Regions from separate parts of the Homo sapiens genome. Here region 1 is linked to region 2. Evidence: chromatin loops called from intact Hi-C (ENCODE). Cell type or tissue: Caco-2. All regions are shown on one strand.

Region 1 (8,000 bases), 400 kb before region 2:
AAAAATTCCTATATGTTTAAGCCATAGTGTTTTCCATTATTTAGAGCTAAAAACAATCTTTACCAAGGAAATTATCATTCAGTAGTTTTTTTTTTTCAATATAATCTTACCAATTTATACCAACATCCCATCAGGGTGCACTATATCTTTATGACAGTCTAATGACTCTTTATCAATACTTGAAAATTTCGTTTCAATTTACTATCAGGTAAGGCATTTATTTTCTATAGTATGTCTTTATGGAAGAGATTAGTTTGTTAAATATAAAGGGTTTAACTTGTTTAATATGCATTCTCACTAACTGTGTCTTTGTCATGGAAGATTGGGGAAAAGGAGAGGAGTGAGGAAATCTGTGAAGTAGGGAACACCAAATAAATATTTTGATATTTGATATTAAAAATACTGAATCAGATAAGTTACAGAATTCAAAGGAGTGACTGAGAATCCTTTTCTATTTTTTAGCTTTATTTGCTGTGCAACCGTGAGCAAGTTGATTTTCTATTCTAAGTTTTGGCTTTCTCAGCTATAGGACAGTACTAAAGACAGTATGAAGTTTACTGATTGTTGTAAGTTTTCAGTGCCATGCACAAGTGTTATGCACATTGATAACCCTCAAAAACAAGCACTATTGTTTTCATTGTCATCATTATCCAATATTGATAATGGTCCTGAAATGTCAAAATATCTCTACTAAAGACACTATGTGAGTCCTTGAAGTGATTTAAGAGGATGGCTATATGTTCTCTAATTTATTCTGCATGGAAACTATATAGTAACTTGACAATTAGAACTTGATTCATTAGAATGAATGCATCATGGGATGCATTAATTTACTTGATTGCCTTTTAGTTTTACAACTACCTTAACTTAAAGCTAACTTTTAAATTTAATAAAAGAGACAAAAACAATGTGCAACTTATGGCACAAGCTAATGATAAGGATATTAAGCAACTTTCTATTCTCTACCGAAAGTTATTTTAAAGTATAGATAAACAATGCTGCTAGGAAGAAATTTTAGGTAAGTCGGCAACTTTCAAAAGAAATTGGGGTCTGTAGAGAATATTTGTCCTTTGTATAAACTACTTTTAATTCAGTGCTTTATCCTTCTAGGTTAAGGGTTATTTTAACCTCTATGAAGTATGAGAAAATTTAGATAGCCCTACAGTCTCTTTTAATTTACCTTTCTCTGCTTTTAAAATAATAGAAAAAAAATGGCCATTTAAATGGATAAGACATCAGGTTGGAACTTGATTAAGTACTTCGAACCATTAGAAACAGACTCTGTAAAGTCATTTGATCTTTATCTCTTTTGTAGTTTATTTTAATGTCAGGAAATATTTTACATGCCCTGCCTTCCAAATCAGGTAATTTTGCAAATTTAAAATTTTTGTGTGGCAATCCTTTCATTGCTTTGATATTAGGCTACTAAATGTAATCTAGAAATAAGTTTATACCTAATTCTGAATCAAAATTTTCTGCACAATTTGCTGGACAAGCATTCAGAAATCCAGCTTCTATACCAGACACTGACCCTCAACTCATCTTGTGTCATGTAGGAACCCATCTTCCTTCTTTTAGCCTTAATTTCCTCAAATTTAAAAGCAAAATAATTGGACTGGAACTCTATGGCTACAGCTTCTTCTGCTTATACAATTTTCCTTATTACAATGCTTACTATGGTCAGAGTTTTCTTGTGTAGTAATATAGGACATAAGAATCCTTGCAGTTTTTAGGAAAAAGTAAATTTTTCCCATAGAAAATTAACAAACATTATCAACAGGAAATTTACAGAAGAAGAAACACATGAAAAGTAGGCAGACTTGGCCGGGCGCGGTGGCTCACGCCTGTAATCCCAGCACTTTGGGAGTCTGAGGCGGGCGGATTATGAGGTCAGGAGATCGAGACCGTCCTGGCTAACGCGGTGATGAAACCCTGTCTCTACTGAAAATACAAAAAATTAGCCGGGTGTGGTGGCAGGCGCCTGTAGTCCCAGGTACTTGGGAGGCTGAGGCAGGAGAATGGCGTGAACCCGGGAGGCGGAGCTTGCAGTGAGCTGAGATCGCGCCATTGCACTCCAGCCTGGGAGACAGAGCAAGACTCCGTCTCAAAAAAAAAAAAAAAAAAAAAAAAATGTAGGCAGACTTATTAGTAATCAGGGAAAACAAACAAGAGATAAGATAGATTTTTTCACCCGTCAGATTGTGACCAATTGGAAATTTTGATAATATTAAGTATTATTGATGCTGTGGGGATAGATATCTCTCATTCATTGCTGGGAGGAGGACATATCAGTTTAGCTCCACCTGGTCTCTCCCTTGACACGTGGGGATTATGGGGACAATTCAAGATGAAATTTGGGTGGGGACACCAAGTCTAACCGTATCAGACTTACATAGAAATACTTCCATTTTCACTTTGTAAAATATTCTCTATTGGAATAATGACAACCATAGTAACCCATATTTGTAAAACACTTTAGAATCCTATTTATCCTTGTATTATATGTAGGCAGGTATTATTATAACTATTCCACACCTGATAAAAATGAGAATTATTGAATAAACTATTTGAACAACTTTAAAAAATGAATATGTGGCAAAAAAGGAACTCAAAATAAGTTTTTAATACAATTAAAATTATATTTTCATTCTGGTCTTACTAATGGAGTAATGTACATGAAAATGGCTGGCAAACGTTGAACACCATAGGAATGTTAGATGGTATTTACTGTCATTAATTTCATTATTAGGCATAAGATAATTAATGTACAATGCCAACCATGTTTCTGTAAAAAACTGCATATGTAGAAGATCCTCCCTGAAGCAGGGCCCAGGAGATAACCACAATGAGACTGTTTAATTAAACAGGTGTAAGTGAAATAAAGGGAAGCAGAATCAAAAACATTTGATTCTATGAATTACATATGAATTGGTTTATAATAACTATATTAAGAAAACAATAGCTGGGCAACTGATGACTTAAGCTACTTGAATGAAGCCAATGTTCCAAATTACCTAGCTACTGAATATAAAGCATATTTAGCCCACAAACTCCTGAGAATACGGGACACTTTATACAATGGCACAATAAAGTACAAGCAAACTGAATGTGCTTCCTCAAAGCCTTAAAAAGAGTTCTCATTTTTGACTGCATGAAATCTGTATAAAGTAAGTCACATCAATGTCTGTCTGCCCAAACCCCCTTTTAAGGAAGTTCTTGCTCAAGGATTCACATATTCCAAGGAAAGTCAACCTGTATGCTGTTCTGTTATCTGTTCTTCCAGTTATCAATTGTATTGTCTACCACTTCCAAGTCCATTCTTCATTGCCAGATCTGCAATAACAGAGATGGACCCTGTAAATATCCTTGGTCAACTGTCACGTTGTTAAGTGCTGTCATTAGAGGGCAGTAGATAAACAGTACAAAAAGAAAGGGTTTCTCTTCTTGGATCTGAGCTGTTCCTCTTGCTAAGTTCCTGCAGTTCAGGTGGCTGTTTCAGAGCTCAGCAGTCAGTAGCTCTTTCCCAGACACCCTTGGAGACGAGGCACATTCCTATGAACGCTTCTCTGAGAGACTGTTGGGAGGCCTTACAGCAAGTTATAAAAACCGAAACTCCCAGTAGGCAATTTTCCTTGATGTCCCAAAGAGCAGAATTTACAAAAGTCCTGCTACAACATCTCAGTAACTTATCTACCATCCTTTATCCATAGTTGTTCCCTCTCCAGACAGGTCTGGATCTGAGCCCGGGATGGGGGAGAGCTTTAACATTCTGTTCCTTCCTTGGTCACCAGATCTAACCCCAGAGCTAAAGCCTACTCTATATGTGCCACTTCTTTACTCTTTAGAATTCTCCCTCTTCTTTTCTTACTACCAAATCCAATCACGTGTCATAATTAATAATACTTTAAAAATATGTATTCAGATATAAATCACATACATTCATCAAGACCAACTTAAAGGGTACAATTCAATAGTTCTTTAGTATATTCACAAGATTTTGCGACAATGACAAACATCTAATTCCAAAACACTTTCACAGTCCAAAAAGAAATCCTACACATGTTAAGCAGCCACACCCCATTGTTTCACCTACCAACACCTTGCAACCATTAATCTACTTTTTATCTGTGGATTTCTTTCTCTATGCCTATTCTGAAGGTTTCATATAAGTCAACTCAGACAATAGGTAGCCTTTTGTGCCTCCTTTCACATAGCATAGTTTTCAAGGTACATCCACGTTTTAGCATGTGGTAGTACTTTCTTTTTGTGTGTGGCTGAGTAATATTCTATTCTGTGAATATACCACATAGTGTTTTATCATCAGTTGATGAACATTTGAGTTGTGTCTGCTATTTGACTGTTACAAATAAGACTACAAAGATTCAGGTACAAGTTTTTGTGTGAATGTGTATTTTTAATTCTCTTGGTTATATACCTAGAAGTATAATTGCTGGCTTATATGGTAACTCAATGTTTAACATTTAAAGGAAAGACCAAACTGATTTCCACATGGCTGTGCCATTTTACATTTATACATAACGCCATGTATGAGGATTACAATTTCTCTACATTTTTGACAAGGTTGAGGAAGTTTCTATAATTTCTAGTTTGTTAAGTGTTTTTTTAACTAAAAAAAAAATAGAGGTGTTGTATTTTGTCAAATGCATTTTTTCAATTAGCCAGGTCATGTGCCCTTCCCCTCCTCTCTCTTAATATGATGTGTCAAATTAATTAATTTGTATATGTTGAAAAAATCTGGGATTCCTAGGAAAAATCCCACTTGATCATGGTGTATAATTCCTTCATATGCCGATGAATTCAGTTCATTTGTCTTTTGCTGTGATTTTTGCAAATATATTCTCAAGTTATATTGATCTGTAGTTTTATTTTCTGTTGGATCTTTAAATGTTTGGTAGGATTCACTGGTGAAATCATCCAGTCCTGGGTTTTCGATGTTGTTGGCAGTTTCTTATTACTAATTCAATCTCTTGATAAACCTGTTGAGTTTTTCTCTCTCTTCTTCATTCGGTTTTGATAGTCTGTGTCTTTCCAAGAATTTGCCCATTTCATCGACATTACCTAATTTGTTAGCATACAGCGGTTTGCAGTTTTAGAATCCTTTTCATTTTTATAGAGCTAATAGTAATGTCCCTTTTTTATTCCTGATTTTAGTAATGCGAATTGTCTAATTTTTCTAGGTCAATCTTGCTAAAAATTTGATTTGGTTGTTTGCAAACAACTTCTGATTTCATTGATTTTTCTCTATTGTCTTTTGCTCTTCTCTTCAATTCATTTATGTGCTAATCTTTGTTACTTCTTTCCTTAGGTTCGCTTTGGGCTTAATTTAATTTGGTATTTCAAATTTCTTAAAATGAAAGTTAGTTATTAATTTGAAACCTTCTCTTTGGGTGTCTAGAGCTATAAATTTCCCTTGAGTACTGCTTTGGGTGCATCCTATAGTTTTCCATAGGTTGCTTTTACTTCTATAAGTCTCAAAATATTTTCCACTTTCCTCTGTGATTTATTATTTGACTCATTGGTTATTTAGGAGTATGTTGTTTACATTTAACATATTTGTGGCTTTTTAAATTTTCCTCTTATTTTCAGTTTTAATCCATCGCGATCAGATAATTACTTTGTATGGTTTCAATTACTATAGATATATTGAACCTTTTTTGATGGCCTATTCTAGAGAATGTTTCACATGCAACTCAAGAAAATTCTATATTCGGCCATTTTGAGAATATCATTTGTAGATATGTTTTACATATAGTTTGTTTACAGTGCTTTTTATGTCTTCTGATTTCTTGCTGATATTCTCAGTAGTTAGTTGTTTGAGCCATTATTGAAAGTAGCATATATAATTTTCCAATTATAGTTACTGAATTGTCTATTGTCCCTTCAATTTTACGTTTTTTGTCATATATTTAAGAACTCTTTGTTAGGTAAAAACATGTTTACAAATTTTATATCTTCTTAAGTTGATCTTTTCATTGTAATAAAATGTCCATCTTTGTATTTAGTAACATTTTTTGTCTTAAAGTCTATTTTATCGGATATTACTGAAGCTATCTCAAGCACTCTTTTTATGCTATTTGTATGGTCTGTCTTTTTCTATTTATTTTGAACCTATTTGTGTCTTTTGTTTTTTGAGACAGAGTCTCAAAAAAGGTTTTTTCTAAGTCTGTGAAAAATGAGACTGGTAGTTTGATAGGAATAGCATTAAATCTGTCGATTACTTTGGAAAGTATGTCCATTTCAATGTTATTGATTCTTCCAATCAATGAGCATTAAATGGTTTTGCATTTGTTTGTGTCATCTGATTTGTTTTAGCATTGTTAGAGTACTCCTTGTAGGATCTTTCACCTCCTTGGTTAACTGTATTCCTAGATATTTTAGTTTTTGTTTCCATGGCTATTAAAAATGTGATTCCATTCTTGTTTTGGCTCTCAGCTTGAATCCTTTTGGTATACAGAAATGCTATGGATTTTTGTACATTGGTTTTTGTACCTTAAAAACTTACGGAAAATTTTTATCAATTCTAGGATCTTTTTGTTGGAGTTTCTAGGGTTTTCTGAGTAAAGCGTCATATTGTTAGTGAAGAGAGATAATTTGACTTCCTTTTGTCCTATTTGGATGACTTTTATTTCTTTCTCTGGACTGATTTCCCTTGCTAGGATATCCAGTACTGTGTTGAACGGGACTGGTGGGAGTGGGCATACTTGTCCTGTTCCTGTCCTTGAGGGGAATGCTTCTAGCTTTTGCCCATTCAGTATGATGTTTTCTGTGGGTTTGTCCTAGATCGCTCTTATTATTTTGAAGTATGTTCCTTTGAAGCCTAATTTGTTGAGGGTTTTTATCATGAAGAGATGATGGATTTCACTGAAAGCCTTTTCTGTGTCTATTGAGATGATCATATGGTTTCTGTTTTTAATTCTGTTTGTGTGGTGAATCACATTTATTGATTTGCATATGTTGAACCAACTTCGCATCCCAGAAATAAAGCCTAGTTGATTGTTGTGAATGAACTTTTTGATGTGTTGCAGGATTTGGTTCGCTAATATTTTGTTGAGAATTTTCGTGTCTATGTTCATCAAGGATATTGGCCTGTAGTTTTCTTTGTTTGTCTTTGCCAAATTTCGGTGTTAAGGTGATGCTGGCTTCATAGAATAAGTTAGAAAGGAGTTTGTCCTCCTCGATTTTTTTTCAGAAAAGTTTTAATAGAACTGATAATAGCTCTTCTTTGTATGTCTGGTAGAATTAAGCTGTTAATCCATTTGGTCCAGGGCCTTTTCTGTTGTTTGGATTTATATTACTTATTCAATTTTGGAACTCAATACTTGAGAATATAGTTGCAAAAATCACAGCAAAAGACAAGTGAACTGAATTCATCAACATATGAAGGAATTATATACCATGCTCAAGTAGGAGTCACTGGAGTCACTGCTGATTCCTAGGAGTCATTGCTGGAGGGCTAGTGTAATCCTTAGATGGCATCACAACATTCAGATTTTTCATGGTGCCAGATTCTCGTGCTGATTTATTCTCATCTGGAGATGGTGGCATTCCTAATTTTGTACATATATTAATGAAGATAGAATTGTTTTTTCTTTCACTTTCCTCACTCCCTAGGGGATGTTACTGTAGAGATTGTTGAGTAGGGTTTTTTTGACTTTATTTCTATATCCCCGTGTAATTCTGTTGGCAGGTTCTATATTGGGCTGTGTGGTTTGATCTACAGGCCTGTAGATGGTACTTATAGGTAAGAGACAGCTATAGCCAATATGGATGGTCATATACTTGATCCTTGCTTACTGGACGAAGCTCTCTGTTGCATCAAGTAATGGGCTTATCCATGGAGTACACAGTGGTTTGAGGTTTCTGCTCATCCCAGGGTGGGGCAAGATGGGCAGGTCTGGACCAGGCAGTCCTGCTTACACATCCCCCAATGGCAAGTACAAGCACCAGAATGGAGGGGGACACAGTAGGTAGCAACCAAG
Region 2 (8,000 bases):
AAGCAAGTTATAAAATGATACACATACTCATATATGTATACGTGTGTGCAGACATATTATATATGTGTGTGATCCCATACACATGCACACACAAGACAGAGAGAAAAAAATAGATATAGCTAGATATATTGAAAGAGAGATGTTAATATTCACAACGATTATTGCTGGAGAGTGACATTAATTATTCTTCTTTAGGCTTTTATTTTCATTTTTCTTACAATAAGTATGTACACTATTTTATAATTAGAAATATATATATATTTTTTTAAACAGCATGGTTGTGTTTATTCATTGCTCAGAGGATGGAAATGGAAAGGATTATTTACCTTATTAAACGGAATTTTTTTCTGCTGAAAAAATAAAGTTGTTTTTTAAACGTTTTATTTAACCTTCTAGAAGCTCTAATTCTTCAGAAATCTAGACCTTTCTTTGACAAGCTCATCAGTGCCAAGACCTCTTAAAGAAAATTTTACTTGTCTGACAATTCCATTGCTACATAATATTCAAGTATCATTCAGCCCTATACAACTCAGATCTTACGGAAAAATCTACTTTTAACATTTGACCCTCTTATTAAAATATAAAGCCTATCTGGCTTAAATGCAGATTTTCAATACTACAAACAAAAAGTCTTTTCCAAGGTGGGCATGCTTACAGTCACAGGGCCTATCTGGCCTATGTGACAACTATCTATCATGAACCTTGACAATAAAATAAACATAGACGTTTAAGAAAATCCACATCAGCTGACACAATGTAAAGTTTCCAGGGAAATAGAATAGATTTTACAGTAGCTAAAGAGCTCAATAAATCATTCAGCACAATCCTTCACCTTCAGGCGGATAAAACGCCATTATTACCATATTATAGATAAATCACCTGAGACCCAGGGGGGGTTAGTGCCTTCCCCCAGGTCATAGAGATAATGTGTGAGAAAAGAGGAATTAAAACTCAAGCCACCTGCTTTCCCCTGAAAAAGCTTCTCCTGACAAAATACACGGTGTCATCGGATAATGGTGAGAGAGACATGCCCGTGTCACCAACTCAGAAATGATCTTCTTCTTTTTTCCAGGAGAGTGTTAACAACAAGGTCTATGCACAGTTCATCTCTCACCTGGATTTCCTGCAGCTTCTTCCAGAGACTTCAGATAGTCCCAGTGCTAGTTGCTGCTTCTCCAGATGTTTTTTATTTCCCCCGAGTGGCTTTCTACACTCTCATTCACACCTCCTTTCTATTTATAGACCAGTGGCAGTGTCTTCGCCCCTGCTTCTAAACCTTTCACCAGAAAAGCCTGCACTCTTATTACCTTCTCAGAATATTTACTTGTTCACATAGGTGTATCATGTTACGCTCCAAATACATTTTCTCCTGTGTCCTCAGCTGTAAAACCTTAGCATTCTCTTTTTTGTGAATCTCAAGATATTATATAACTCCTTACACTGAACTCCAAAGCAGACAGCTAGTCACCCTTTCCTTACTCTCTCAACACTTTTCTTTTTCCTTCAACCTTTGGTCCTGTGTAAATACTTGCATCTAATAGTGTAATATTTGAGGGCAGCATGAACTGTGAGACCTATGTGCAAAAATCCCAGTCGCCTTTCCTCATTCATTTAATAAATGTCTTTTAAGTGACCACTATATGTCAAACCCTGGTATACATGTTCAGTATTTGAGAATGAATAAGGTCAGAGACACCATCCCTAACCTTAAGCATCTCAGAGTCTTGGGTGAAGAGAATGGGAATGCTAAGCTGTAAGGCACATGTACAATTAGTCATACTACCATGCTCTATTACACTGCAGTACTATACTCAATATATGTGAGAAGTGCTAAGGCAAAAGAGAGGAAAGCAATATTAATTCCACATGACATTTGAGCCAGGTTTAGAAGGGTTACTACAAAATCATCCGGAGGCAGGGCAAGAACCTTCTAAAGAGAAGGAACGTAAGTTTGGGATGAAAGAAGCCCAGTGAGAGGGAGTATTATTATTAATATTTAGTTCAATTTGCCAAGGTAGCATATGACATCATGTACTAGATGGCAGTAAAGAAATGCTGCTGTCTACAATGGAGACACACCCCCAAGTTAAACCTGAGTAAACCTGGCTCCCTCTGTGAACTGTCACCCTTGAATAAACGAATACTGCCTGGGTCCTGTGGCATCTTTTCTGGGCACAAAATTTTATTTTAAAGGACATTGGGAAGCTAATCATGAAGCAGCAGAAACAAAAGCTGTCTACATTCCCCTGCTGCAAAAAAAAAAAAAGAAAGAAAAAAAAAGAAAAAGGGGCTCCGTTAGAGGAGATGTTGAGTCTAAGAAAACAAATAAAAGTTGTTCTGAAAGGAGAGGCAATTAAGTTTTTGCCAAACATGACAGAAAGCTGAGAACTGAAGCAGACAGAGTAATGTCTATCTTTGGCACACCAGACAGGCAGGAAAAGAGTGTGTGTCTTTGATGGCAGACTTTATTTTAAAGGTGCTAACTGACATTTTGAAAGGACATGAAAACATGGAAACGAGAGAGCTCTTCAGGGCCCTGCTGTCTGGGCTGCAGAAGCTCCCAAATGCCCCTAGGGTTTTCATTCTCCCAGACTAAGGCTAGCACAAGATAAGGTGCAGAAAAGAAAAGAAGAAAAATAAAACAAGTCTCTATCTTAAAGCAGCTACATGAATTCATATGATGCATTTAAGTCGAAAGTATAAAGAGAAAGACAGTTCCTGGCTCCTGAAAGAATCTTGCAGAGGGATGCTCATTTGTTACAGAAGGGCAGAGTTATGTCCATCATCTGACCAGTCAACAAAGTGCATATATGTTTTTATAAAGAAGCCTGTGACAATAGCAGAACAGGAACAAAAGCTTATTTCTAAGGCAACTGGTGACTCGAGTATTGGAGAAAGCCCCCTTGTGGCTTTCCCAAAGGCACTCTTACAACGGAGCAGATGCTGGTAGTCAGGAACTGAGTGTACTGAGGCATCTCAATCTACAGCTCATTTCCCTTACCTCTCTCATTGCTTCCCTATCAGTCCTGCTGACTGAAGGCACAACCTATGTTTATTATCTCTTGATCCCACTAAATCATTTTATCCCACCAAAGCAGCTTAGATTTATTTGAATATTTCATACGTCTTCATTGTGCTTTGTACTTCTCATAACCCAAATTTCTCCTTCTATCCCAGGATCAGTAGATATTTTCCTAGATCTTTAAAGTGAGGGGAATAAGAGTCTCCTCCACATTTAGGATTCATATCATTGAGAAAGGAGAATAAAGGATAGAAACTGGAAAGATTGGATAGTCAATAAGAGTGTGATTCAGAGGAATGATCTATTTCCAGTCCTACACTGACCAACACTCACTTAAGCTCAATGTAAGTAAATACAGAAGAGGAAGAAGAGACGAAACATACAGGAAAATATCACGGGTACCCACTTCACCCTTTTTGGCTTCTCACATTAGGATTCTTTACAAAATCTCAACAACCTAGCCTTTCCAACTCACCTCAATAGCAACTCACTGTGTTCTGCAGCCAATGCTATCATTCAGGAACATTTACCAAGTCCCCAGTCTAGGTGAGATCTTATGTTAGAGGATACAGAAATGAACATACTGTGCTGGCTTAGCAAAAACAAACATAGGAAGTACAAGGATAGGGGTAGCAGAAGGGGTTTGGGCAGGGAGTTCAGTTAGGTAAGACATCCAACAGAGCCAATTGATTCAAATTGGTAAGTTCTGAGGTCTCAGAGGTCAGTCAGGGAATCAGAAATAAATGTCCTTGCAAACATGTGTGCAAATCCCAGGACAAAGGTTATTACTTCTCTAAGCCATTTTAGACTTCTTGCTGTCTGTAAAGACCCAGGACCTGGGGAAATAAATATAACCAGAAAGTGGTTCAAGGCTTCCAGGTAAAGCCTGCTGCTGTGAGAATCAAGGAAAAAACTACTAAATTACTCCAGAAACTTAGAAGCATGTGTTGTTATTTAAATAGCTAAAACAGAAGTATACTTGGCTATACACCAAAAGAGCTCATGTTAGCCCTGACAACATTTCAAAAGGACAATAAAGGTTAAGAAAAGAGAAGGAAAAAGGGAAAATTGAAATTTTTTAATTATTAAATGATTAATGTATACACAAAAGCTCAAGGAAAAACAAGTTTTGCAAAATTACCAAAAAAGCTGTCTCAATTGTTTTCAGAAATGCAATTTAACCATGAGAAAAATCTCTCTAATTTTCTGAGATGATTAAAGACAAGGCCTGTTTCTTAATTGCCTGGTTGCTAAACACATTAGGAAATGGATAGAGTTTCAAGATTGAGATGCTGGCCAAATATTATCTTTTGTATTTCCATTTTGTTTAAAAAAAAATAGAGTAATACAGGAAAATAAGGAGCTGTTTGTTAGGAAGTAGAGTGGGAAAGAAATTACAGCGGAGAAAAAAGTGAATTTTTTTTAATGACAGATAAGGAATAATAGTTAAAAACCTAAATACCTGAAGATGGTTCTCCAAAACTAAACTGAAATAAAATTAAAACACATTTTGAATTTATTATTGGGGGATTGCTGCAAGAAGCAGATAGGAAATACTCTTTCCATTATTTTGCAAAGCACAGAGAGTAGTTTTCTAGGCAATTTCGGCACTTTACAAAATGCCCAGAAGCCACAGATCTCTGCAGAAGAGGTCACACGCTCATAGGTTCAAGATAGAAAGCAGAAAGATTCAAGTCAATAGAAACATCAAATTAGTTTGCTGGTTATTGAGTGGAGAGGGCACTTTTATGCCCTGGTCTCCGAACTACTGCCTCAGCTACTCAGAGCAAGTCTGACATTAACCTAGAGGAAACATCAATTCAGAAAAAAAAAGAAAGAAAGAAAAAGACAAAATTCATAATGATCCATATTGGCCATCTGTGTGTCTTAATTTTCTGAAGCTTAAAAACAAATAACTGAAAGAAGTGCCAGATATTTTGCAACATAAGCTGAACTTTCATATATTAGAATAATTGTTTAGCTTTTTAGATGTTTGTGAATTTTTCCTTCCTTAGCTACTGATGGGCCAAAAAGCATTCATGTTATAAATGTGTATGAAGTGATTCCTATTTATAAAATGAGATGGCACACAGAGAAGGGAGTCAACCAAATGACTTCTTTGGGTCCTTCCAGTTCTGAATTATGATTTAATGGCATTCATAACTCTTACTTAAAATGATCTAGCTTGAAAAAATAATACAAATATTAAACATTCAGCATTTATGAAACACACATATTAAGTCCTTAAATGACTGTTAAATAAAAGACTTCTTTCTTGCAGTAACTATATACGAAAGGATTATATATGAAGGAATTATATATATTTACTATACATATATGAATTTCCTATATGTAGGAATATAAAGGAAATTTTATATATATTTATATATTTCCTATATTTTTCTAACAATAGGAAATATACACAGGCACAAATACATATAAATAATTAGATTTTATTTGTGTGTATTTTTAAAATTCTACCATTCCTCTGTATTTATTAGCTAACATTCATATGTAGAGAAAACTTTCCCTCATGAATTGGGCTATTTGGTTTGCCAGAACTATTTTTCCCACTAACAAGCAGACTACATGTATAATTCTTTCTCTTCGACTGCCAATTTTTAGGGTAAGTTGACTTAATAGTCATTTTCAATGGTGGCAAACAATTTTAAAATTTTTATTTTACTTGAAGTTCTGTGGTGCACGAGCACAACATGCAAGTTTGCTATATAGGTATGTGTGTGCCATGTTGGTTTGCTGTACCTATCAACCTGTCACCTAGGTTTTAAGCCCCGCATGCATTACCTATTTGTCCTGATGCACTCCTTCCCCTTGCACCCCCCAAGAGGCCACAGGGTCTGTTGTTCCCCTCCCTGTGTCCATGTATTCTCATTGTTCAACTCACACTTATGAGTGAGAACACATGGTGTATGGTTTTCTGTTCCTGTGTTAGTTCACTGAGGATGATGGCATCCAGTTTCGTCCATGTCCCTGCAAAGGACATGATCTCATTCCTTTTCATGGCTGCATAGTATTCCATGGCATATCTGTACCACATTTTCTTTACCCAGTCTATCATTGATGGGAATTTGGGTTGGTTCCATGTCTTTGCCATTGTAAATAGTGCTACAATAAACATACGTGTGCATGTATCTTTATAGTAGAATGATTTATATTCCTTTGGGTATATACCCAGTAATGGGATTGCTGGATCAAATGGTATTTCTGGTTCTAGACCCCTGAGGAATCGCCACACTGTCTTCCACAATGGTTGAACTAATTTACATTCCCACCAACAGTGTTAATGTGTTCCTATTTCTCCACAGTCTCACCAGCATCTATTGTTTCTTGACTTTTTGATAATCACCATTCTGACTGGTGTGAGACGGTATCTCATTGTGGTTTTGATTTGCATTTCTCTAATGATCAGTGATGTTGAGATTTTTCTCATGTTTGTTGACTACATAAATGTCTTCTTTTGAGAAGTGTCCACTTTATCATTTTTTATTGTGTCTATTTGATTCTTCTCTCTTTTCTTCTTAGCTAGTGGTCTATTTTGTTAATTTTTTCAAACAAACAGCTCCTGGATTCACTGATTTTTTGAAGAGGTTTTGTGTCTCTATCTCCTTCAGCTCTGCTCTGATCTTAGTTATTTCTTGTATTCTGCTAGCTTTCAGATTTGTTTGCTCTTGCTTCTCTCGTTCTTTTAATTGTGATGTTAGGGTGTCAATTTTAGATCTTTCTAGCTTTCTGATGTGGGCATCAGTGCTATATACTTCCCTCTTAACACTGCTTTAGCTGCATCCCAGAGATTCTGGTACATTGTGTCTTTGTTCTCATTGGTTTGAAAGAACTTCTTGATTTCTGCCTTAATTTCATTATTTACCCAGAAGTCATTTAGGAGCAGATTGTTCAATTTTCCACGTAGTTGTGTGGTTTTGACTGAGCTTCTTAATCCTGAGTTCTAATTTGATTGCACTGTGATCTGAGAGACTGTTTGTTATGATTTCCGTTCTTTTGTATTTGATGAAGAGTGTTTTACTTCCAATTATGTGGTCAATTTTAGAATAAGTGCCATGTGGCACTGAGAAGAATATATATTTTGTGTTTTGGGGTGGGGAGTTTTGTAGGTATCTATTAGGTATACTTGATCCAGAGCTGAGTTCAAGTTCTGAATATCCTTGTTAATTTTCTCTCTCATTGATCTGTCTAATATTGACAATGGGGTATTAAAGTCTCCCACTACTACTGTGTGGGAGTCCCACTACTATTGTGTGGGAGTCTAAGTCTCTTTGTAGGTCTCTAAGAACTTGTTTTATGAATCTGAGTGCTCCTGTATTGGGTGCATATCTATTTAGGATAGTTAGTTCTTGTTGAATCGATCCCTTTACCATTGTGTAACGCTCTTCTTTGTCTTTTTTTATCTTTGTTGGTTTAAAGTCTGTTTTATCAGAGACTAGGATTGCAACCCCTGCTTTTTTTTGCTTTCCATTTTCTTGGTAAATTTTCTTCCATCCCTTTGAGCCTATATCTTTGCACGTGAGATGGGTCTCTTGAATACAGCACACCAGTGGGTCTTGACTCTATCCGATTTGCCAGTCTGTGTCTTTTAATTGGGGCATTTAGCCTATTTACATTTAAGGTTAATATTGTTATGTGTGAATTTGATCCTCTCATCATGATGCTAGCTGGTTATTTTGCATGTTAGTTGATGAAGTTTCTTCACAGTGTCACTGGTCTTTATATTCCAGTCTGTTTTTTGCAGTGGCTGGTACCAGTTTTTCCTTTCCATATTTAGTGCTTCTTGCAGTAGCTCTTGCAAGGCAGGCCTGGTGGTGATGACATCCCTCAGCATTTGCTTGTCTGGAAAGGATTTTATTTCTCCTTCACTTATGAAGCTTAGTTTGGCTGGATATGAAATACTGGGTTGAAAATTCTTTTCTTTAAGAATGTTGAATATTGGCCCCCAGTCTCTTCT

The links. Hi-C counts contacts between places; a loop is a spot of excess contacts. Peaks named below come from ENCODE experiments on the same cell type or tissue, not always from the same donor. Only the 100,000 strongest peaks of a DNase experiment are listed, where the experiment ranks them.
Region 1: a loop joins it to region 2, with 7 times the contacts of the local background. A loop is called at or near these places in 19 of 110 quality-filtered maps.

What each region holds. Positions count from the first base shown.
Region 1 is chr2:52,807,225-52,815,224 of GRCh38, forward strand. It overlaps LOC105369165 (a long non-coding RNA gene), which reads right to left. Exons shown (of 7, transcript NR_187748.1): 4 at 3,253-3,333. Among named protein-coding and RNA genes, the nearest start is that of MIR4431, 110 kb to the left of the region's middle. In Caco-2, CTCF peaks have their summits at 3,401 (motif pointing right) and 3,603; no DNase peak of the experiment used is centred here.
Region 2 is chr2:53,207,806-53,215,805 of GRCh38, forward strand. LOC105369165 (a long non-coding RNA gene) reads right to left here and starts at 1,162. Exons shown (of 7, transcript NR_187748.1): 1 at 1,115-1,162. In Caco-2, no CTCF peak of the experiment used is centred here; no DNase peak of the experiment used is centred here.